2 separate regions of the Mus musculus genome follow, and region 2 is linked to region 1. A link is a loop called in an ENCODE intact Hi-C map of the cell type or tissue named here. Cell type or tissue: heart. All regions are shown on one strand. Links, peaks and the distances in the headings refer to the core of each region. The heading gives the core; the rest is flanking DNA.

The links. Peaks named below come from ENCODE experiments on the same cell type or tissue, not always from the same donor. Only the 100,000 strongest peaks of a DNase experiment are listed, where the experiment ranks them.
Region 2: a loop joins it to region 1, with 2.3 times the contacts of the local background. A loop is called at or near these places in 3 of 42 quality-filtered maps.

The regions. Positions count from the first base shown.
Region 1 is chr10:67,280,018-67,292,008 of GRCm38, forward strand. Nrbf2 (nuclear receptor binding factor 2) reads right to left here and starts at 5,264. Exons shown (of 4, transcript NM_001036293.2): 1 at 5,080-5,264. The coding sequence starts at 5,109. It overlaps Gm46200 (a long non-coding RNA gene), which reads left to right and starts at 5,416. Exons shown (of 3, transcript XR_001779690.1): 1 at 5,416-5,503. In heart, for the core only: CTCF peaks have their summits at 4,879 and 6,383 (motif pointing right); DNase peaks (open chromatin) are centred at 2,054, 3,654, 5,364 and 8,114; H3K4me3 peaks cover 2,288 bases; H3K27ac peaks cover 1,506 bases.
Region 2 is chr10:67,179,560-67,191,550 of GRCm38, forward strand. Jmjd1c (jumonji domain containing 1C) reads left to right here. Exons shown (of 26, transcript NM_207221.3): 3 at 10,177-10,290. Among named protein-coding and RNA genes, the nearest start is that of Jmjd1c, 58 kb to the left of the region's middle. In heart, for the core only: a CTCF peak has its summit at 5,982; a DNase peak (open chromatin) is centred at 6,142; H3K4me3 peaks cover 3,340 bases; H3K27ac peaks cover 3,457 bases.

The DNA of each region.
Region 1 (11,991 bases), core at 1,349-9,348:
AATGAATTTACTGTCAAGAAGGACTTTTTTGCTTCTCTGGGATGCTTTTAAAAATGCAAGTTCAAGGCTACCTTTCTTAGCACGGTGTACCAGCATTCAGAAGGCAGAGACAGGCAGAACTCTGTCAGCTGAAGGCCAGCCTGGTCTACATAGCAGGTTTCAGGATGAAGAAACACCACCCCCCACCACCATCAAACAAACAAAAAAACAAAACTCCGAGTTAAATGATACTATCTCCTATATCTTTCAATCTATTAATATCTATGACTTGGAGTGCTATATCAAAAGGAAAAGAAAAAAACAACATTCCAAATATTAGAAAGAAGGCAGAGAATATCTACTATACTCCTGACGTGTATGGTCATTGGTTGGGACCAAAGGAGACATATTAGCCCCATGCCCCAATCAGTCCACCAGTGCTCCCACGAACAAGGATCAAGCAGTACCTCCAAACACACGCACTGAGTCACCTGTCTAATCAGTACAAGGAGTAATCGTAAGGTAACGGCTCAAGTGGTGAATCTGAAGCTCTCATTCACGTCTATGCTGAAGACCAACACTGTCCCCTTGTATTGCTTTGTTATAACCTTTTCCCTTCCATCAGTTTCTAGTTTAGCTTGTTTTTCTTTTTCCTTTTTTGGAAACTGTCACCATCTGCTGTTAGATGGTGAAAATCTAGTATAGGACCTTTCAAATCAATCTGGTGAATTTTGATGGTATTAAAAATCCACAGGCTGCAAGATTTTGCTGACAGGACCCTGATATAGCTGTCTCTTGTGAGGCTATGCCAGGGCCTGGCAAACACAGAAGTGGATGCTCATGGTCAGCTATTGGATGGATCACAGGGTCCCCAATGGAGGAGCTAGAGAAAGTACCCAAGGAGCTAAAGGGATCTGCAACCCTATAGGTGGAACAACAATATGAACTAACCAGTACCCCTGGAGCTCGTGTCTCTAGCTGCATATGTAGCAGAAGATGGCCTAGTCGGCCATCATTGGGAAGAGAGACCCCTTGGTCTTGCAAACTTTATATGCCTCAGTACAGGGGAATGCCAGAGCCAAGAAGTGGGAGTGAGTGGGTAGTGAAATGGGGAGGGAGTAATGAGGGACTTTTGGGATAGCATTTGAAATGTAAATGAAAAAAAATACCTAATTAAAAATCCAGAGGCTGGACCGAAGGCTAAGCAGTAAGAGCACTGGCAACTCTTGTTTGATTCCCAGCACCCAGATGGTGGCTCAATAAGGTCTCAAACTCCACTTCCATGGAACCCAATGACCTCTTCTGGCCCAAGGCTCTAGGCTCATATGCGGTACACAAACATACACAAAGGCAAAACACTCACATACATATTTTTTAAAAAATCATCTAACATTAAGTATTACTGCACCTCAAATGTAGCGAACGTTATATTTTGACTTTATTTTAGGTGTAATGTGAGAGGCCCTATGTTTCTGCAGAAGCCCAAGAGGCTCTTCCACTGTACAGCAGTTTGACAGCTCCACACACAAAGCCAATTGCTATCAATCTATAAGGACTTCTCAGTGCGGGTAAAGCAGATGGGTAAATAATGCCCTAATACAAAGCTCAATGATCTATTTTAGATTCTGCCTTCTAAACCCCACTATCTCGATTTAGTCTGCATTTCTATGTCATAATCTATAAAACTGGTAGCTCATGTCACTATTAAGGAAAGATTAATAATGAAGCCCTACCACTTTCCAACTGTTGGCTACAACTCAGCACTCCATTACCATCCCCCAAGCTCCCTAACCCCGTGGTGCTTCCCAGTAAGCCCAGCCCCGAAGATGGCACAGGATTTCCTTCCCTTCCATTATTTCCAGGCCAACAAATTCAGGTGCACAGAGAGCACACCTTGGCCCATGATATGAACCTTTTTTTCCTTGGATGAGAGGCTTGAGAGCGTTAACCACTCCAGGCAAGATAAGAACTGAACACTGCAGAGGAGAGCTGCTGTCACTCAACACTCCACACTCCCAGCACTCTTAAGAGAAAACAAGAGAGCTGGAGGATGAACACAGAAAAAACAAAACAAGTGTGGCTCTGCGGTCACGTGGGCACTGCCTGCAGCGTCCAGGCAAGCACGGCATGAACAACAGTCATGCACACTAACCCTGACATCACTGCCCACACTGGCAGCGCTAGAAATCACCTCACGGAACTTGTGACGTTCATTTGCTACCAATTGAATGCCAACAATTAAATGCATGGAAAGAAATACCTAACACACACTAAGTGATTTTATAAGTTACAATTTTTCCACATTAAAAATTAACAAATGGGTGTGGTGGTACAGGCTGGTCAACACAACACTCAGGAAACTGTGGCAGGAGGATCACAAGTTTGAAGCCTGAACTCCACACTGAAGCCTGTTCTTAAGACCCTACCTCAAATAAGCATATAACACAAAGGAAAAAACTGGACAGAACAAATTTATTTAGAATTGAAAGACTATTTTCCCTCAAAGGAAGTATAATTTCTCTTGACCAACTCTAAAAATTAGAAAGCTAGAACATTTGTAATAGCTACATATTAAAATGCAGTATGAATTCCATCTACTCTCTTCTACGTCCTGAAAATTCCTTGCTATAACCTTAACAATAAGAGGCACAGTGACACAGTCCACTCTAAAGAGCACACAGAAATGAAAACCACAAGTACATTAATAGGAAAGCATTGTTAGAAGGTGATGACAAGCTGGAATGCAGGGTATTTAAGGGACTGACCTGAGCAATCATTTAATTCCCCTCAGCTTAGGCCTGTTCACCAGCAAACCTCACACACACTTGTACTAAGTCCCAAGGATGCTCTGAGGGCATGGGATTCTAAACCCAGGTACAGTAGTGAAGTTCCATAGTAGGCATTTGGAGTACATTTCCATGACGAACTGTATGGTTTACGAGAACTTTCATTAAGTCACAGAATTTAGGGCTACCTTTTCATGTTGGGGGAAGACAAGGCTGTGTACTCACTGACATTCAGAAACAAAACAAAACTTCAAAAAACTTTAGTCTAGGGCTCAGTGGATAAAGACACTCACTCACACACACACACACACACACACACACACACACACACACAACACACACCGCTTACATGAGTTCAATCTCCAAACCCACATGGTGGAGGGAAATGACATTCCCAAGCTGTCTTGATTTCCACAGAAATGACCCGCGCACAGACACAAGCCCTAGTCTCTAGCACCTCTTTAACAGAAGCTTGCCAATGCTACTCTGCAATGCACTTAAATCATTCAAGTAAACACCCTGTTACCTTTCAATGGTTAGCTAGGCTGAAAATCAGAAATCTTCAAAATCTCAAATGGCTTAAAAATTCAAACTGCCACATTTCTGAAATTTGTCACGTAAATTTTAGGACCGGATAATGGAATTGTGCTAGCCTCCTAATTTACCTATTTAAGACAGCAAACCTCAGCAGGGCCTGGAATCCCAGCATTTAGAAAGCTAAGCTCATGACCAGCCTGGGCGACAGTGAGCTTGGAGCTAGCATGGCTCAAACACACAGTAGCTAAATAAAAGTCCCATTGCCACCAGCTGCCTCCTTTATCCCAGACTGAGGGATTGGTACTCCAACTTCCACTGCCCCAGTTTCAGTGTTCTCATAGGGAACACCGAATACGCTTGTGGAGCAGGTAGCCAGGGTTAGGCTACACCCTGCTGCCAAATCAAGTGAAGCTAACTGGAAGTGAACCAGTGATCGTTCGGCAAGGACACTTGAACTTTGAAGCACTCGGTAAACAGCTGGCTACGACTAATAATATTCCTGTGGAGTTTCCCTGGTGAGCCACCCATACTTCACTACAAACTATAGTTGGCCACACAAATTCTCTTACAAACAAGAGAGGCGCGAGGTTATTTCCCTAGCTCCCCAAAACTCACCAGTGTAGCCTCATTAGCCTGAAGTGTAATCCACTTAGAAACGGACGCAGGGTCTAAATTAGTAACTCTTGGGTAGATTTCTCGGAGCTGCAAACCTGGCGCCAGGGATGGAACCATAGCTTTAGGTGTTCACTCTCCAGCGTTGACGCTCAACACTCCCAAATCTCATTAAGTGACAGGGGCTACGGTCTCACTGGAGCAACTAACTCTTCCAATGTTCCATCCATAACGTACAGTTCTACGTGTCTCTTATCTATTCAGTCCTTTAATCCTCACAACGAACGAGGGTTAAAACAAAAACAAAAAAAAACAATGAAGTGAAAATTTTTGTTCAAGGTCTCTTGAGGCTATTAGGTGACTAAGCCCGAGTTCAAATCCAGGAGTTTGGCTCCAGAAATCCATAGTCTGAAACCACAGACTCTGGCTTCTCTGCACAGCACGGACCAGGCTCTTCCAAGCCGGGAGGGAGGGCAGAGTTCCAAAGGAAGCAATCAATCTTTCCCGGTCCTGCTCTCAATCCCTCCGCATCATCGCAAACCACCTACAGACTTGGGACTTGCAAAGTTTTACTCCGCAACACTAAGGAACCAGACGTCTGCATCTGAATTTCATGAACCTTTTCCCAGGAAACCCGAAGATGTCCTGTGATCACACTTAGAACAGAACTGTGGGAGGTTTGGGGTTTTGTGGGGTTGTTTGGGGCGGTGTGTGTGTGTGTGTTCCTTTTTGCCCCAAACAATAATGACCCGGCCCCCTGTGTGTCTCTCTGTATGTGTTTCTGAGAAAGGCAAACACGTCTGGTACTTTCGTGAGCCTTAAAGCAAAGGCACCGGGCTGCGGGGCGTGGACTGGGGTTCCGATCCAGCTGTTTCAGAGGGGCCTTCGCTAGCCCAGCTGCGAGGGCAGCAGGGAAGAGGGGGTGCGGTGTGCGAGGCGCGGCCCCGACACCCCGACTCTGCCCGCGGCCTGCAGGCGGCGGCTACGTGGCGCTGGGACGCGGTCCCAGCAGGGCAGATGCCACGGGCCCCGAGGGAGAGGCCTGAGCCCCGGGGATCAGGGTCCCCTCCATGAGCTCGCGGCTCCCCCTTCAGTGCCGCTTGACCCCCTCAGCCCGCGTTTCCCCGCAGCCTACCGGTCCCCGACTCAGCCCGCGACCACTCACAAGGTTGAGGGGTCCTTCCATCACTTCCATAAACCCCGGGGTGAGCAGCGGCCCGAGGCGGAGCGGCGGCGCCCGGGCACATGGAGGGGCAGCGAGGGCAGGGAGACGCGGCGGCTGGCAGGAGGCTCCTCGCAGAACCCGGAGCCGGCAGTGAGAGCCCAAGAGCGACAGCCGCGCCACTTCCGCCTCCGACGTCGCGTCGCGGGGGGCCGTCCCGGCGTCGCTGCGCGCGGCGGCGTGACGTCGCCACGCGCCGGCGCGAGGCAGGGGGCGCGGCTGGGGTGAGAGCATGGGGTGGGCGGGGCTAGGGGCGGGGCAGCAGCTAAGTGACAAAAACCGCCCCTCTCCTCGCGAGAGGGAGCTCTGCTAGACTTCGGCGGCGGCTGTCACGTGATGAGCCGGGTCTGGCTAGTTGGTTAATAAGGTCACTCTGCACGCTTGACCTTTCTTCCTTCCCGTAGGCTTTCTCAGGTCCTCTCCTTGTACCTCACCCCTCCTTCTCCGTTTCTGTTCTATCTCCGTTGACTTTTTTTTAAAAAGCAAATTTGAGCCAAGTTAACACCCTGCACTAGATCCGCCTTACAGGAGGTTTCCATATTTTTTGCCTTTTGGCAGAGAGTCTGTGGCCCAGATCTTGTACATGTGGCAGTCTTGTGTCGAGCATATGAGCAGGTGCCACCATACCTCCACTCCACCGAGAGGATTTGACAGAGATAAGTGACCCCAGGGTCACAAACTAATTCTAAAGCAAGAAGGATTATAAGCCACCAAGTATAACCGTTCTTCAACAACTATGTACTAAATCACTGTGCTAAGGTCTTTCTGTTTCCGCACCCACTGGCAAGTAGATATGGTTTATGGAGAAAGGGAGATGGAGAGGAGCTGAGAGAACAACTAACATATTGTGTGAAGGAAACCGGGCTTACCTGGAGGTTTTTTTTTTTTTTTTTTTTTTTTAAAGATTTATTTATTTTTATTATATATAAGTACACTGTAGCTGTCTTTAGACACTCCAGAAGAGGGCGTCAGATCTCATTACGGATGGTTGTGAGCCACCATGTGGTTGCTGGGATTTGAACTTCGGACCTTTGGAAGAGCAGTCGGGTGCTCTTACACACTGAGCCATCTCACCAGCCCCTTACCTGGAGGTTTTACAGTACCAAATTCTGTAATGAAAAAAACTTCAAAGAACCACATGAATGTACCTTTAAGAATTTGTAATATTGGAGGACGTGGAGACGCAGGTTGGGTGTTAAAGGAAACCCACCTGGGGTGTGATTTTTTTTTAAGATTTATTTATTTAATTTATTTTAGTACACAGTCACTGTCTTCAGACAGACCAGAAGAGGGCATCAGATCCCATTAGAGATGGTTGTGAGCCACCATGTGGTTGCTGGGAATTGAACTAAGGACCTCTGGAAGAGCAGTCAGTGCTCTTAACCTCTGAGCCATCTCTCCAGCCCCCTGGGATGTGATTTTTTTTTTTTAATATGAAACCTTAAAAAGCCAGCCGAGGAAAGAGCAGAGGCAATGTACAACATCTGTAAACGGGGAGGAAGAGATGACATATATAACTTAATATGAATAATATATAGCATATATATCTAAAATGATTTCAAAAGCCACATGGGTTGTGAAGTGGGCCCTAAGGTTTCAGGTACTAACCAGACCCCAATTACTTACCTTGATTGAAGCTTGGAAGATGCAAACAAGGAGCCATTCGGGCCAGGCCCAGACTCCTGATCTATGGCATTTGTTATTTAGTATGTGTGTTGTCTCAAGCCATTGTATCTGGTAGTTTGTTCTATGGCTGTCCTGATTAGCTTTAACTGACACTGCCTGAGTCACCTAAGTGGAGAGCCCCAATTAAGGTATTTCCCGGATGTGATTGGCTGGTGGATAGTCTGCAGGGATTGTTTTGAGTCTTAGCTAATGTAGAAGGGCACAGGTCCAGTGGATGGGATAATCCCTAGGCAGGTGGTCCTGAGCTGTATAGAAGTGTTAGCTGAGATTATTATACTCAGCTTGGGAACAGTGCCCTCCATGAGATTATTATAATAATCTCCATGAGATTATTATACTCAGCTTAGAGAACAGTGCCCTCCATGGTTTCTGCTCTGCTTCTTTGGCTGTGAAGTAAGTTCCTCCATCAGAGGTAATGCTGTTGAGAATAGCAAGCAGACCTACCTTGAAGAAGTCCCTGCCTTGAGTTCCTGACTCATCTTCTCTCAGTGATGGACTGCCACCTGGGATTGTAAACCAACCAACCTCCCCCCAACCCACCCCCCCCCACTACAATATTGCTTTTGGTCAAGGTGTTATCATAACAACAGAGAAGAAACTGAAACAGTGACATAGACTGGTGGCATGGTATTTGAGACTCTCCCAAGATGATGAAACTGAAAAGCAGGACTTTTAAAAATATTTAAATAATTTAATTGTTAAATCTTATTAAATTAATAAGGTCAAGATGCAGAACACTCAGCTCTTTCTCCAGCAACATTCCTTCCTGGACAGTGTTATGTTTACCCACCATGATGCTATTGAACTGAATCTCTGAAACTATAAGCCAGCCCCAGTTAAATGTTGTCCTTTATAAGAGCTGCCATGGTCATGGTATCTCCTCATAGCAACGAAACCCAAACTAAGACAGTTCCCCAGCAATTATTTTTATGCCCACTCATTCAATCCCAACAGACTCATCTTAGAGACTGGCCTGATGTTATAAGATTCAACAGCCTAGCTAGGTTTTAAATTTAGGTCTGGCTGGCTATAGGCCTGCTTCTCTTTTCACCAGCAGTGGTTAAGTCTCTGTTGGAATAACATGTGATGCTGGCAATAATGGACATAGACTGTTTCGGGTAACCCGGTGCAATTCCTTAGGTTATTTTTGGTTTTTGCAAGTTCACGCCCCAAGTTCTACAAGATTCAAGCTAAAAAGAGAGTTGCTATTGTTAGTCACTGTGTTCTCCCCAGGGTATGTGCCAGGAACTATTTACAACCCAGACTGGGCAAGACCCAGCATGCAGGGGGGTGGGGCTCAGTGGGGAAGCCAGCAGGCTGCAGCTCCTTGGACTCTGAGCCAAGTGGTCCAGTTGCTCCAGCAGGAGCCAGGATGAACAAAGCCAAGTTAAACAGCAGCCAGGCATTGTGTTCCACCAAGTTCAACAGAGGGGAAGCCAATGAAAGTAGACTTTCATACTCTTATTCAGTAAACTGAAACCTGAGAGAGTCAGTCAAATGAAGGTAGATAGGTCTGATTCTACCAGTTTGGACCTGGCTTAATGTTTCTCAAACAGAGAAGCAGAAACACTCACTCAAAAGTCATAGGTGTCTTTGGGCCTCATAGCTGGTGGCAGACCATAGGGCTTCCTGGTTCCCATCTGTAAACATTTCACCTGTTGATTTGACATGTACATGAGAAGTCCCTTAAAGCTACACATTCTCTTTCATATGTTTTTAGTAGTGTGTGTGTGTGTGTGTGTGTGTGTGTGTGTGTGTTGGGGGTCTCAGTATATTGCCCATGCTGGCTTCATACTCCTGAGCTCGAGTGCTGCCCCTTCCTCAGCCTCATCAGTAATGGAGGCTATCATCAATGTGTACCATCATACAGACTCCCCCTCATTTCTATTTTGTTCCAGGCTTTTTGTAGCACTGAAGTGCCTTAATCAGATTCTCTTTAAGGGCTGGAGAGATGGCTCAGTGTGTAAAATGCCCACCAGAAAAGATTGAGTGCCTGAGTTCAGATCCCCAGCATCCACACAAAATCCGATGCAATGGCCTGCCATTGTCAGTCCGGTACTGGCATGGAGGAGGGTGACAGGCAGATCCCCAGAGCCTACTCCCCACTTCTCAAGAAAAAAAAAATAATAGCCACTGAGGATGACATCTGATACCACATTTAGCTCAGGCATGAACTCGTACATGCACCCACAAGAACACATACATGCAACACACACACACACACACACACACACACACACACACACAGAGCTTCTGTTAAAAGTATTTTCCATAGATATCATGACTCTTGTACACCACTAATCAATTCAGTCCTTCTGTATTCCTGAAGGCATCCTAACTAGACAAGACTGACACAGAGGGCGTGTGATGGTTTTGTATACGCTTGACCCAGGAAGTGGCACTATTAGGAGGTGTGGCCTTGTTGGAGATGGTGTGTCACTGTGGGCGTGGGCTTTGAGACCCTCATCCTAGCTACCTGGAAGTCAGTATTCTGCCAGCAGCCTTCAGATGAAGATGTAGAACTCTCAGCTCCTCTTGCACCATGCCTGCCTAGATGGTGCCCTGATCCTACCTTGATGATAATGGACTGAACCTCTGAATCTGCAGCCCAATTAAATGTTGCCCTTTATAAGACACTGGGCATGGTGTCTGTTGACAGCAGTAAAACCCTACAACAGGGCAGCTGCTCTACCATCCTGAGAATCTAAGCGGAGGCTTCAGGGATGAACCATCATAGCAAAAGTAGGATTGTTTGTTTGTTTGTTTGTTTGCAATGAACTAATTCTTTGAGCCGCTTTGCAAATGCTATGCCAAGTACTCCTGAGACAGATCCTCAGCCTTTGTTTATCTTAAGATAGTCCATGTAGCCTAAAATGGCTTTTGTCTTAGTGTTCCATTGCTGTGAAGAGACACCATAGCAACTTTTTTTTAAAAATAATTTTTTAAATTTATTTTTATTTTATGTGCATAGGTGTTTTGCTTGTATGAATGCCTTTGTGAGGTTATCAGATCCTGGCGTTACAGATAGTTGTCAGCAGTCATATGGGTGCTGGGACTTGAACCCAGGTCCTCTGGAAGAGCAGTCAGTGTTCTTAGCTGCTGAGGCAACTCTTAACCGCTAAGCCATCTCTCCAGGCCAATGCAACTCTTATAAAGGCAAACTTTTAATTAGGGTTGACTTACAGTTTCAGAGGTTCAGTCCATTATCTTCATGGCAGGAAGCATGGCAGCATGCAGGCAGACATGGTGCTAGAGAAGGAGCTGAGAGTTCTACATCCGGATCAGTAAGCAGCAGCAGGAGACCATGTTCTACACTGGGTGTAGCTTGAGCATGTAAAACCTCAAAGCCTGTCCCCACAGTGACACACTTCCTCCAACAAGGCCCCACCTTCTAATAGTGGCTACTTCCTGTGAACCTACAGGAGGGGTGGGGGATGACGGCTCTTTCTTTCTTCCCTCCTTTCTCTCTCTCTCTCTCTCTCTCTCTCTCTCTCTCTCTGTCTCTCTCTCTTCCTCCTTTTTAACAAATATTTACTTATTTAATATTTTAAATATTTATTTAATTCTCTCTTTCTCTTTCTTCCTTTCCTTTTTAAAAAATATTTATTTATTTAATGTATGCAGTATACTATAGCTGTCTTCAGACACACCAGAAGAGGGCATCAGATCCCACTACAGATGGTTGTGAGCCACCATGTGGTTGCTAGGACCTGAATTCAGGACCTCTGGAAGAGCAGCCAGTGCTCTCAACCTCTGAGCCACCTCTCGAGCCCTATGGGGGCCATTTCCATTCAGACCACCACAGCCTTGAACCAAAAAGCCTGGGCTCTTGAGCTCTGACATTGTGGATGCAGTATGGATTTTCTGCAGGATGAATTTTCTAGTTGGTGGCCATCATACTGCACTGAGCGTGTTTGACCTCACCTGACCTTACAGATTTCACTCCACACTTCCACTCTTATGGTCATATGGGTGCCCCTCTTCCTCTCCTTTCATTTCCTTTTTTAGTTTTGAGACAACTTAACCTTTTGTTACCCAGCCTAAGCCCAAAATCAGTGAATGGCTGAGAATGCCCGTGAACTCCTAATCCCCCACTCCCACCTTTTCCTCCTCTCCCCCAACCTTTATCTCCCAGGCACTAGAATCGTAGGTCCCTGTCACCACCGCTGGCTCATACACCTCACTTCTGAAATGACTTTTAAAAATATTCTCTCTACCTTCGAGATTCTCTTTCAAGGATTTGTCTTCTGGTGTCTGATTTCAGAACTAGGTAGGCACATGGTTCAAAAAGCAGAAAATAAAGTGTCAGGGTCAGGGAGAGGGATGACTGCACTGTGTGCCTCTCTACTTTATCGTGTTTTCGTCATTTGCCTCTGACATTTATTTGTTCCAGGTGCCTCAGTAGACGGATGGTGAAACCCGGGCTGTTAGGACATCAGGGCTGTGGCCAAGAATGTTCACACGTACACAGAGCCTGGCCAGAACCGGCTCTGAGACACTCGGGTTTGTCTGTGCCCAGTTCTCTTTGCCCTCTTCCCCAGTCTGCAGGGCTTTGCTTGTTTGGCTCTCTCATCCTTGTATGACCTCGTTCTCTTTCAACCCACAGTCTGAGAAAGGATGTAAAGTAATTGGAGCAACTGGCTGCTTGCATTTTCTTCTTCTTCTTCTTCTTCTTCTTCTTCTTCTTCTTCTTCTTCTTCTTCTTCTTCTTCTTCTTCTTCTTCTTCTTCTTCTTCTTCTTATCACAATTTAAAGTGCTTTTTCTCCCCAGAGCTCTTTTGAGTTTCTCATGATCACAGAGCAAATATCTCATTAATCAAAATTGTAATTATTGGCTGAATTTTACAGGAAAATAATTTTTGTAAATGTATAAATAATTAAGAGTATTGGGGAGGTGTATTTCGTGACAACTCTTGCCATTCTCGTCATGAGGTCATATATGTGCCCTTTCTGTGATGTCAAGGCACAAATTTGAACAAGCTACAAACAGCCCTTGATTCCTGGCTGGCTCCCATCAGGATCCATGAATGGCACCTTTCAGTTATTTTTTAATTATGTTGATTTACAATATAATGGCTGGGGCTGACGAGACGGCTCAGTGGGTAAGAGCACTGACTGCTCTTCCAGAGGTCCTGAGTTCAAATCCCAGCCACCGCATGATGGCTCACA
Region 2 (11,991 bases), core at 2,296-10,295, 100 kb before region 1:
TCAGATTAACCTCACCTTATTCCCATTTTATAATTATTACTAGTTTTAATAGCATGCTTTGCATGTGTGCTTGTGTCAGTTTAACTGTGTAGTACTTCTCATCCCCACCAATTATAATTGTTTAATTATATTTCATCCTTAAGAGATAAAAGATCTGTTAACCATGGAGGTCCCATCCTACCTACAAGCTTTCATGTAGTTTTGTTCTTACAACAGTCTTGCATAATAAATTTTACAATAGGACTTTGCTATTTTGTGGATAGTACATTAGTATGTAGCAGTACTTCTGCCCATTTGCAGTAGCAGTGCTTTTGAAAGTACGATGCAATTGTGTTATTTGTACTCTTAAGGCACTAAGTTAATTTGAGAAAGAAAATATTAGAATCTTAAAATATGTTATAAATGATTCTCCATCTGCATGAGAAGTATCTAGGTTCCTTTTTTTTTTTTTTTTTTTTTTCCTTTGCTTTTTGAGACTGGGTCTTTCAGTGTAGCCTTGGATGACCTAAAACTCACTATATAGACCTGGCTGGCTTAAAACTGAAGATGCCCCTGCCTCTGCTTTCCAACACTCTTCTGCCTTTGCTTATTAGTGATTTTCAACTTTGATTTGTTCCCTTTTGTCACCTGCACATACGTGCATTGGCTTCCTAGTTTCTGACACTATGAAATGCTTCCACGCGAGTGTTTGGAACTACAGCAGATGGCAGAGCTCTTACCCGATCCTCACATAGCTAGAAATGTAAGCTATAAACACAGGACGTAAGGTTTTCTTCTTGAGACAGGGTCTAACTGTAGTGTCCCCTGGCCCGGAACTCGACCTGTACAGCAGGTTGCCTTCTGCCTCCCATGCGCTAGGGTTAAAGGTGTGCACCATCTTGTCCTCAAGCTTTTCTTGGTTCATTTAGAGGTTGACCCTTCCTTGTTCCAGTTGTTTTTTTCTAATTCAATTTTTTTGAGACAGGTTGTCACTGTAGCCCAGTCCGGCCTGGAATCTAGTATGTGTGAATTTAGTGGTCTGTACCCTCCTGTCCCAGCCTCCCAGGCAGTGGGATGTTCATAGGCATCCCTTATCATCTGTGAGCTTGAAGGATGCACATCCCAGGTTAACACTGCTAGTAGTCAATATCTGTAGAATAGCAACCAGCCTGTAGTGAATTAACTTACCTTTTGCCGGATGTGTTGATAAAAAAAATTGGTTAAAGTCAGGCCTCCAGTAGTATCTTAGTTTCACATTCCTCTATTTAAAGTTCAAAGGTTAAAGTTTAATAGAACAGATGGCAGAATACTTTGCTCTCTGCCACCCTATGCTTGCAATCATGAAAACAATATACTCATTTCATGTCGTCCTACAATGGAAAACTCTCTCTGCACCTCCAGAATCCTGGGATTAATGACATTACTGCCGCAGCTTGCAAAGTTGTCGAGAGAGGAAATTGAGTAAAGCTTCAGTATTAGGAGGCCAGAGGACTAATGCGGGCAATTCTGAAAGAGAGAAGTCTGAAGTTAGAAACAACTCGAGTTTCAGTATGTGTCTTCTCTCAGAAGGCCTGAGAAGGGTTGGAGACTGAGTTCAGTATAAAGTCTGTGAGGTACTGGGTTTGCTTCTCCAGCATCTTAAAGAGAAACAAAAATCTAGGAGGAAAAGATTTTGTAAAATTACAAATTCAGCTATAATATAGAATTTCAAACCATCATTAGTGTAAACCTTTGACAAGATATCTGCAAAATTAAAAAATGGGCCTGGGTATTAGAATAGAATACGGCTGTTTCTCAGGCCACAGTGAGAATGGGAGAAGGGACACTAATTCTCCAAGGTAATTTCTAAGTTACTATCCTTTATTTAAGTTATCGATGTTCATATTTTTTGAAAATGACATGAATTATTCTAGGAAAAAAGATTTTCTTTCATTTATGTTTAAAAAATGATTTATTTATGTAAATGGCTGTTCTATCTTCCTGCATATCTGTGTGACAGAAGAGGGCATCAGATCCCAATATAGATGGTTGTGAGCCACCCTGTGGTTGCTGGGAATTGAACTCAGGACCTCTGGAAGAGCAACCAGTGTTCCTAACCACTGAGCCATCTCTCTAGCCCCCTAGTTTATCTTTTTATCATCAGAACCAAGCACATAGGACACCCGCATAGATTGTTTGAGTGAGGGTGCTACTACTACTTAAGGGTGAGTTGAGGGTTTCTGCTTGTTTTGTTTTATTGTGTTAAATCTCTCAGTGTGTATTCACTTGTGTGTATACGTGTTTGTAGAAGTCTGGGTTGATGTGATGAGTCTTCCTTGATTGCTTTTCTGCTTTATCCTTCAAATCAGGGTTTCAATAAAACTCAGAGCTTGCCAATATGGCTATAGACTACTTGCTCTGAGAATCCATCTCCAACATCAGAGCTAGACTTACCGGGGAACCACTGTGCCTACCAACTGTTGCGTACGTAGGTTGTAGAAACCTAAGCTCAGGATCCCTTGAGGGAGTGAGGAGAGGGGTCTGTTTCCTCTAGAAGCACATGGAGCACTTAACCTAAAGGCATAAAGCAATATTCTTCTGTGTTTGCACTGTGTGCAGGATCTGTATACATTGAATAATAAAATACTCCCTTGGGTATTTATCATGATAGAGAAATTTTCTGCTATATATTTTCATAGATATATAGAAACATGCTACACTGAAAAATATTCATCAGAATCTAAGGCCATACCTAGTTGAGGTTCTTTGTAGATGTGACTGTTCACTTATTTTTTTCCTATTAATATGTCTTTGGTGGTTTTTAAATTTAATAGTTATTTACTAGTTTATTCATTCATATGATTTGATTGATTGATTGATTGAGAAAGGTTCCTTTTTAAAGTCTTTAATGCTAGGACATTGGACAGAGAAGAGGTTCATTCTCTAGTATTATTGCCTTGATTATATCCCTGACAGAAGTTTTTGATTGTTGTTCTTGGGGTTTTTCTGGTCTTTATTGTTGGAGAAATCACCAGGCTTTCATTTTTTCATATATATATATATTTTACTTTTATAGGCCAAGCTAAAATGTAGCAAAAATGTCCAGTTAACCCTAAATTTCATGTACAGCCGTCTTATATTATCGGAAAGAACAAATTTTCTTTGGAACGCCAGATAGTGTTGCCTTCCTTTTAGCTCCTGTCACTGTTTAAGTTCTCAGTTCTGTTGATTTATTCAGCTTGTAACCTGGAAACCAGCTAAAAAGGAAGGAAACCAGATGTACATTTCTGGGCCCACTGGCGTAGCTTCCTTTTCCTCTAGCCTGGCTCAGCCTCTAGAAAAGGCCTCTTATTCTACAGCAGAGGGCTGGGTGGGGGTTGACTAGCCCTTCACCTGTGTCTGATTGGAGTTTCTCTCCCTTATGAATTTTAAAGAATAAGAACCTAGGAGCCTTGGTTAAGCAAGCAGCTTCCTGTGTCATCACCTCACTGTTTGCTGTGTGTTAGAAACTGGTCAGTATTGATTACAAGAACAAACGTATTAATGCATTTTCAAATACTTTAAATCCCAGTTCAACATTTCTTGTTGCCAGCCTTTTGCATGTATCTCTGAATCTTTGTTGTGCATCAAGAGTAGTCTAGCTAAGTTCTCTAGAGATGCCTTTTGACTTTTCTTCTTCCACCTAGATATAGTCTAAAATATGTTTAAGATGATAGTTGGTTCCTCAGTAATGGTGTTAGTTATTTTGATTTTATCTCGGGGCACAGGAATGGCTGACTGGCAGTTGGGCAGACTCTGTGGTTCTCAGTGCTGCTGCTTCTGTTGGGGTCTGATAGCACTTGCAGCATTTCAAAGTCTGTTGTATATATAATTAAACTTGAGTATGTACTGTATTACTACAAGATTAGCCCTGTGAAATAATAGACTTGAATTATTATGTAGTTTAAATTTTAGAAATGTAGAATAAAATGTACTTAGCTATATGAACATTTTGTCTCTGTGTTGTTCAGGATTTAGAAAGAGATTGCCATATATATATATATATTCATGAATATATATATTCATTCAGTGGTAGTCCTTTGTAACATATGTGGCCTGCTTTCCCTATCCATGTGTTTTCTATGTCATACGAATGAGTTATTAGGATTGTATATTGTGATCTAATCTTTACTTGACAGCATTAATATAATACTTTATGCTAAAGTAACATTTTAGTACCATCCATCACCTGTAAAATAAAGTATTTTATTTTAGTACTACCTATGCTCTGTGAAACAAAACCATATTTACTCCAATACTTAGAATAATCAATGCCTATTGTACCATCTTTATTCTGTGTCCATTTTTGGTTTTAGGGATAAGTTTTCAGTCTTGCCCAGGTTGGCCATAACTTTATGTCAGTCCCAGTCTCACCCTCACAGTTAACATCCAGTAAAATGTTATTTTCTCTCTCTCTCTCTCTCTCTCTCTCTCTCTCTCTCTTTGTTTTTTGTTTGTTTGTTTTGTATTTTGTTTTTTCAAGACAGGATTTCTGTGTGTAGCCCTGGCTGTCCTGGAACTCACTTTGTAGACCAGGCTGGCCTCGAACTCAGAAATCCACCTGCCTCTGCCTCCCTAGTGCTGGCATTAAAGGTGTGGGCCACCACCGCCCCGCCCTTATTTTCTCATTTTTATTGCATGTGTTCATAGTATGTTTCTTCATGGGACTGAAAACATTTTAGGTAAATATTAACACTGAAGCCTTTCTGTCAGAAGCTAACATTTTATTTTATGTAGTAAAGATTTAACATTTGATTATACTCAAAAATGAGTGAATGTGGCCTAGTGTTTAGCAAGGAGCCACAAATCATATTATGTATCTCTGGTCCTTGGGTTCTTGAGAAACCTCTGTTCATAAAGTGAGAAAACAGTGCCTTGGTTCAGAAAGAAATGCATATAATTTTAAGCCTTTTCACACTTTTATTAAAAATTAAAAAGCAACACACAGGGAATGATAATGTTAGCCAATGTAACCAAGGTATCATTGATTATAATCAGTGTGGATTTATCTTACATCTTAGCATGCAGTTCTTTTGTTTTGTTCAGACAACACAAACCTCACTTCCGGTGAACTGCATTTCAGATGCCCCATGGCCCCTCATGCGTAGTCACCCACTCCACTCAATACTGAGCAGCAGAATTCTCTTCTCTTCTCTTCTCTTCTCTTCTCTTCTCTTCTCTTCTCTTCTCTTCTCTTCTCTTCTCTGTAGGGTGCTTCTGAGATGCTTGTTGTTTATGTCAGCTTATTTTACTTGACTACATCTTTTCATGTTTCCTTGTGACAGGGTTGTGCTAGCCCAAGCTGGCCTGGAACTCATAGCATCCCCCACTGTGTTGGTATCTCAGGCCTGCATCACCACATCCAGTGCTCAGTTTTTTCTGTCTTTTTCCTTGGGGGTGGGGGGACCGTGTTTTTTGGAGAGACAGGTTTTTAGGCTAGGCTTTCCTTATACTCCCTAGGTAGCTGACAATGACCTAGAACTCCTGTCCTTGTACTTCCCAAGTAAGGGGATGAACCAGAAGTGAACCATTGACACTCAGCTTCACAAATAGTAAAACTTATTTTTCTCTGGGGTTTTTTTTTTTTTTAAAAAGATCATTTTAGGACAAAATAAGTTTTTCTTTTATTTTTGATTTTTATAATTCCAGCATTTCTCCTTTCCATTCCCTTCCTTCAAACCCTCTTGTATGTTATTCATCTTCTAAACCTTCTTGCTCTATTTCAAATTCAGTCTCTTTTTTCATTGTTATTGCACGAATATATGTGTATGTGTGTATTTCTAAGTATAATCTGTTCAGACTGTACAGTGTTACATAGCAAAATAATTTTTAAAATCCCAAACCACTATTTTAAAAGTAGTATAATGATACTCTTTATTTTTGCTAACTTGATATTTACAAGTTTTTTAGTTTTTTTCTTTCTTTCTTTGTTAATTCTGGAAAGCAAAAACTTTGTATTTGCTTTTTGAAGGCGACGGTAAATTTGAGCTCTTCGTCTCGCCACTAGTCTGTCTTTGTCTGTTGTTAAAATTATGAGCCAGTCTCTATGGCCGCAGCCAAATGAGTAATCACCAGTAATGTGACTCGTGCTGGAAGTGACTCCATCAGCACCTGTGACGGGGGATTAGTTACAGTTTACAGAGCACCGCCTCTTCCCTTCTCTCGAGCGCCCTAAGCCAAGTACTCGTTCTCATTTGGGTGTCTGCGCTGTTGGAAGCAACTGCCGTGTGTTTCCATGCAGACAGTACAGTGGGAAAGCTTCCTCTAGCTAATGGATGGCTGTTCTCTTTATTTGGAGTATCTTGCTGGTTATGTAAGCGACCTCGGGAGAAATTATCCTGACCCAGATCGGAGGATGCGGTAGTGCTTCAGCTGCAGGATTTCTTCGTCGTTAACACCACAGTGCTGATGACAAAGAGCAAGTTGTAATCCGCAGCACTGCCAGGGCTGAGCCGGGCAGACAGAAAATCGTCATTTGCTGCTCACAGGCTTGTTAGGTTACAGCCTCTGCTTCGTTCTGTGGTCTTGGCTTTTCTTCCTATACAATGACGGCGCTGCAAGTGAGCTCAGAAATGCTTGGTTTGAAAGCCATTTGCCTGTGATTGTTTTTGAAGACTAAAGAAGTATTTATGCTCGATTAAAAAAATACTGCTCACGAACAAAATGAAATGCCAGCTATATTTACTGACCTTTAAAGCCTTGGCTTGGATTGCTGAGATTTAAAGATACTTTAAAATTCTCAAGAACTAAGTACGGTTCGTATTTTTCTGCTTCCTTTTTCTTTTGTCTTTATTCCATTTGGTTTTGCTTCTTAGCCTTAGGAATTGAGGTCACTGTCTTTTATAGTTCTAGGCTCAGTGTTCTTAGTTTTAGTATTTTTAAAACTGTTTAGAAAGAGGTTTTCTGTGTTGACGATCATTTATAACACTAAAAATTTAATTTAAAACTGGAGCTGAATTGTTTTGAGTGTTTTGGCAGATGTGTTTCAAATTAGACAGCAGTGTTTTAAGGGGACTTGGAGCATTTGTTTTGTGGGGTTTTTTTTTTTTTTTGGAGGGGGTGCTGATATATTCCCTTCCCCACCCCCAACTTGTTTTCTAACAGTATTATGTTTTCAATAGACCTGCTTGGGTGGGAATTTGGACTTTGTTCTTTCAAAGTAGCTCCAGTCTTTTTTTCTATTTTGTAGGCTAAACCTTGACTTAGAAAATGTGGCCTAGATAGTTTAGTTTTATTATTTTCCTTTGTTGAGATCTAGACTTATAGTTTTGTACTTAATGAGCTTAATCTTTTTTTTTTTTAATCTGAAAAAGGAATTGTTAAATGTTAACAGGAGATTGTTAGAAACTCTGGCTGTAGACATAAGCCCCGTGAATTTCCTGTTAAGTACTAAACGGTGAGCTTTAACGTGTTTTGTCTGAGCAGCTGAGTTGTATTTGAGAACTGTAGATGATTTATTTAAAAATATTTTTCGGGGAGGGCTCATCTGTTGGCCTCTTCCTCATGTGAATGGAATGTGGCGCAGCGTGGAGCCCCAAACAGGATACAGTTGTTGGAGCATTCTTCCTATAGCGTGGTAGGCCCTTCTAGAAATATAGGCTCTCAGCCGGTCTATTTTGGCTTTAGGCTATTTTTAAAGTTTGGTTAACACTAACAGATGACCTTAACAGAACTCTGAATCCCCTAACAAAATGGAAAAAGGTGATTTGTTTCAACTAAATGTTCAGTTTTAAGTTAGTGTCTTTCACTTGGGGTTTCAAAGATTCAAGTCTTTTGTGATTAGGGCCATATTCTACTGGGCTTGCTTCCCCTTAGGCTGAGGAAGTTCCTCATAGAATGTCTTTAGAGTCATGAATTAGTTATGCATGAGTTCTACTGTCTGTACATTCCAGAGCACCTACAGCAGAGAAACTTTATTAAAGCTACAAAATCCATTTGTTTCCATTTTAACATGAATCTGTTTAATTTTTGATGTGTGTTAAGTACAAAAATTACTATGGTTACATAGTTGATTGCCACTTTAAGAAATCATGGTTTCTTTTAACTGCTTTTCAGATTTGTATTTAATATATCTTAATGTTTCTTTAACAGGCACTGTAGAGCACCTCTGGTTGGGGAGGGTGTTATGTGAGGTTTAAATGGAGCTGTACACGGGGTCACTTGTAAATTAGCCTTTCTATTTGTCATACACATTTACTAGCCAGATTTTACCAAGGACTGTCAACTAAATACCTTCAATTTTGAGGAATTGTGTTATCTAGAAATTAATCCTCTTTCTAAGTTAACTGGAGTAATTTAAATTATGTTAAGTTGGTGAATTTTACCCCTGAAGCCGGCCCACCTTGCAAAAAGGGCTCTGGAGAAGATCTTCGCAGGAATGTTTTTGATATTATAAAATGACTGGGGCTTAGGAGATGCAAAACACCTGTATTATTTGCATAAGAAAAAGGTACTTAGGGCTAATGTTGCTAGTGTCCAGTCCTGCTAAATTGAATTTTATCTTTAGCCAGTCTTTTTTTTTGGGGGGGGGGGGGTTATCCTTGATGCTTTGGCCTGAAGTGTTTGGACAAGAAACAGAAAATGTCCAAAGATTGAAAGTCCTTTTGAGAAGGAGCCAGTGTTCTCTCATTTACCAATGCTAAACAAGTAGAAGTATAATATGAAAATTTTTCATTGTAGAAATACGCTAACTTGATAGCTATCATGTTAACATATTTCATATAATCAGATAACATGAACTCTTAAGCGAGTACATTCTCTTATAAAAAATGATAGAATTATATGAAATATTAGGAATCTAGGCCCAAGAAATAGAAAATATTGGTAGCAGGCAATGATAGATGTACAGTTAGTGTGGGAATTTTCTATTTTGAAAGTTAATTTCTCACACAAAGTATTTTGAACATCTAGTACTTAAAAGGTTAGGCTGGGACACAGTAGAAAGTTATTCTAACTAGGTTCAATTATCATAAATGTTAAAAATAAATGGAAGAGACAGATTTTGTTTGTTTTGGGGATGGTTCTAGAGATACATACTGTAATTTTTCAATTTTTTTTCAAATAAGGAAAATGTTATTTGCTCAGGAATATTAATTGAATAGAAATGAGATATGTTTAAAATATACATCCTAATGAATCCACTTAACTCCTGGTAAGAATTTCTTAAGTGTAGAAAATTAGCTCTTTGAGAACCCCTTCAAACTGAAACTTTTTTTGTGTAATAACCAGAGTATTTTGTATTTCTTTAAGACATAATAGCTACAAGACAGGGTGGACAGGAGCACCAACAGCTTTGGAATCTGGGAGATACGTACTGTCTTGGTCAACAGTGTTGTTTTGTGTCCAGATGGTACCCAAGTTGCCTTGTCATGAGGAAATGTTCTTTTGGTACACATATATGCAGTTTAGAAGCCTAGTTGTTTAATTGCATTTTTCAGATTTTGATTCTTTCTTAGGAAAGCCACACTTTTTAAGATGGTAGAATTTTCTTTTCATTTTAAAGCTTTTAGAACAAACAGTAGTAGATACATGAATACATTTAATTTTGACTGACTCTGACTCTGCTAAGAATGAGAGTGTGGTGATAGTCATTTAAGAAAACAAACACTGTGCCCTTGTTTCCTTCCTCTAACTTTCCCACCTCACTGCCTGCTGTGTGATCTCAGACTTGCTTTGTGACAGTGCTAGCTAGAGACAGGACAGGGCTGGTGGGGACTGCTCTTCCTCACTGGTCTCTCCTGCTGCCCTCTGCTCTCATTGAAGTAACTGCATCTGTAGTTGTTCTGGGAGCAAGGCAGGGGTGGGGTAAGGTCAGATGCTTTCTGCTCAGTTAAAATCTCAGTATGAAAATTAGACTAACATCTCTAGTTAGGAGTAAACAGGGGTGAATGTGGTTGACTTCTTTTCATGTTTTCAGGGTTAAGCAGAAACATACACGTGTGCTTGGTAGTCTTTCAGAAATAGTCTATAGCATGATACAGTATAATTTCCAGCTTATTAATTATGGTTGTGTTTAATTATTTTTTAATGAATAAAAAGTATTCTATGGTTTTAATAAAAACGTTAGGTTATACCATTATGACGACCTTATTGAACCATTATATTGCCATGTACCCTTTGTATAACACTTTGAGGATACAACCAGAAAATAACCATTAGAACTTTTCTCTTTTTTGACAGACCTTCAAACCATTGGTTGAAAATAGTATACCTAGTTCTATCACTGCAGTAGAATTCCTTATAGATAAGCAACTGGATTTTTTAACAGAAGATAGTGCCTTTCAGCCATACCAGGTAAGGAACTGCACACCAATTGTTCATTAAACTTCATTCATATTCAGGGCATTCAGTATATTTTGATTATAGCATTACTTAGCAATAAATTTGTGCTGGGACTTTGTTGTGAGACAGGAACACTTTGGCTATAGCTAGGATTACAGGAGTGAACACAGCTTCCTGTTAGAGGAGAATTGTCTAGACACCAGGGTTACTTCTGTTCATCTTTGGCTCAGGGCTGCACCTATCTATAAATGTATTTGAGGGTTTGGTTTTGTTTTGCCATATACTTATTTGTTTATGAGGTTAACTAATTTATTAGAGTAAGTAAATGCATCTTGAGGGGAAATAGGTTTTCCAGTAGACAAATAGATTTAAATTATGTAAAGAAACTCATCACAACTATTAAACAATTTGTGGTGATTCATATCTATGATCCTGGGACGTAGGAGGCTGAAGTAGGAGGATCTCATTCAGGGCCAGCCTTGCCAACATAAGAAAACTGTCTCAGAAAGCAGAAAAGTGTGTTTGTGGGGGCAGGAGGTACTGGCTCTGGAGACATGTGTCAGCAGCTAAGTGCTCTTGGGGCTTTTGCAGAGGCCTGGAGGAGTTCCAAGCACCAACAGGAGGCAGGCAGGTCACAACTACCTATAGGCCAGCTCTAGGGGAGCTGATGCCCTCTTCTGGCTCTGGCTGGTTCCTGGCATGTGTAATATATAGACAGAGACATGCAGATGCTGTGATAAGTAAAATTAAGTTCCTTGTCTTTTAGCAAAGTAAAAGATAATAATAACCTATTTTTCTTAATCTTCTAGCTTATTGCAATCTTTAAATTTAAAAATGTTTACATTGTTTTAATAATGGACTTTAACTTCAGTATTTTAAATATATACAAACATTTGATGCAGACACTTTTTTTTTCCCCCCAAAGACAGGGTTTCTCTGTATAGCCCTGGCTGCCCTGGAAGTCACTCTGTAGACCAGGCTGGCCTCAAACTCAAATCCGCCTGCCTCTGCCTCCCAAGTGCTGGAATTAAAGGTGTGCGCCATCACGTCCAGCTTGCAGATTCTTTTCTAGTTAAATGTTTTAAGTAGTATTATAACTGGGTTAAACAAAAAAATGATGAAAGTATATTGGCTTTTTTTCCTTATAAAGAGTAGAAAGTTACTTGTTGTTTCCATGGGAAGGACCAGTTAATGAGCAGTGAGCCCGTGCTGAAGTTGTAACAGTGAGGGAGTTGGAGTCGAAATGGTTTCCTATTTTGAATCTTACATAGTTTACATTCATCTTTTACTGTTATTTCTCTTTCTTCTTTACACGGTGTAGTTATTATTTTGTTTTATTTTTTGGTACTGCTAGCTTTTATTCTTGGCTTACATTTCTGACTAGAATTCAAGCTAGTTCCAATTTAGTAATAGAGGCGTTGGCACTTTCCCCTTGGGCTTCCATTTGCTTTTGTGAGTGCTCTTTACTTACTATAGGCCTTATTATGTTTTTTCCCCCTTCCCCATTTCTAAATGTGCATCTAGGTGAGATAAAGGCTATCTCCAATTTATGGTTGTTTTCTCCTCTGTTTGCATTATTTGCACCATGAAAATTTAGTTTGGATCTGAAGTAGAATAGTTAAGTTGTGTACATACTACTTTTAAGAATAAAGTCTTGGTGGCCTGCCTGCAGCATGCTTGTTCAGAACAATGTGCTAACACTGGCTGGTTGTG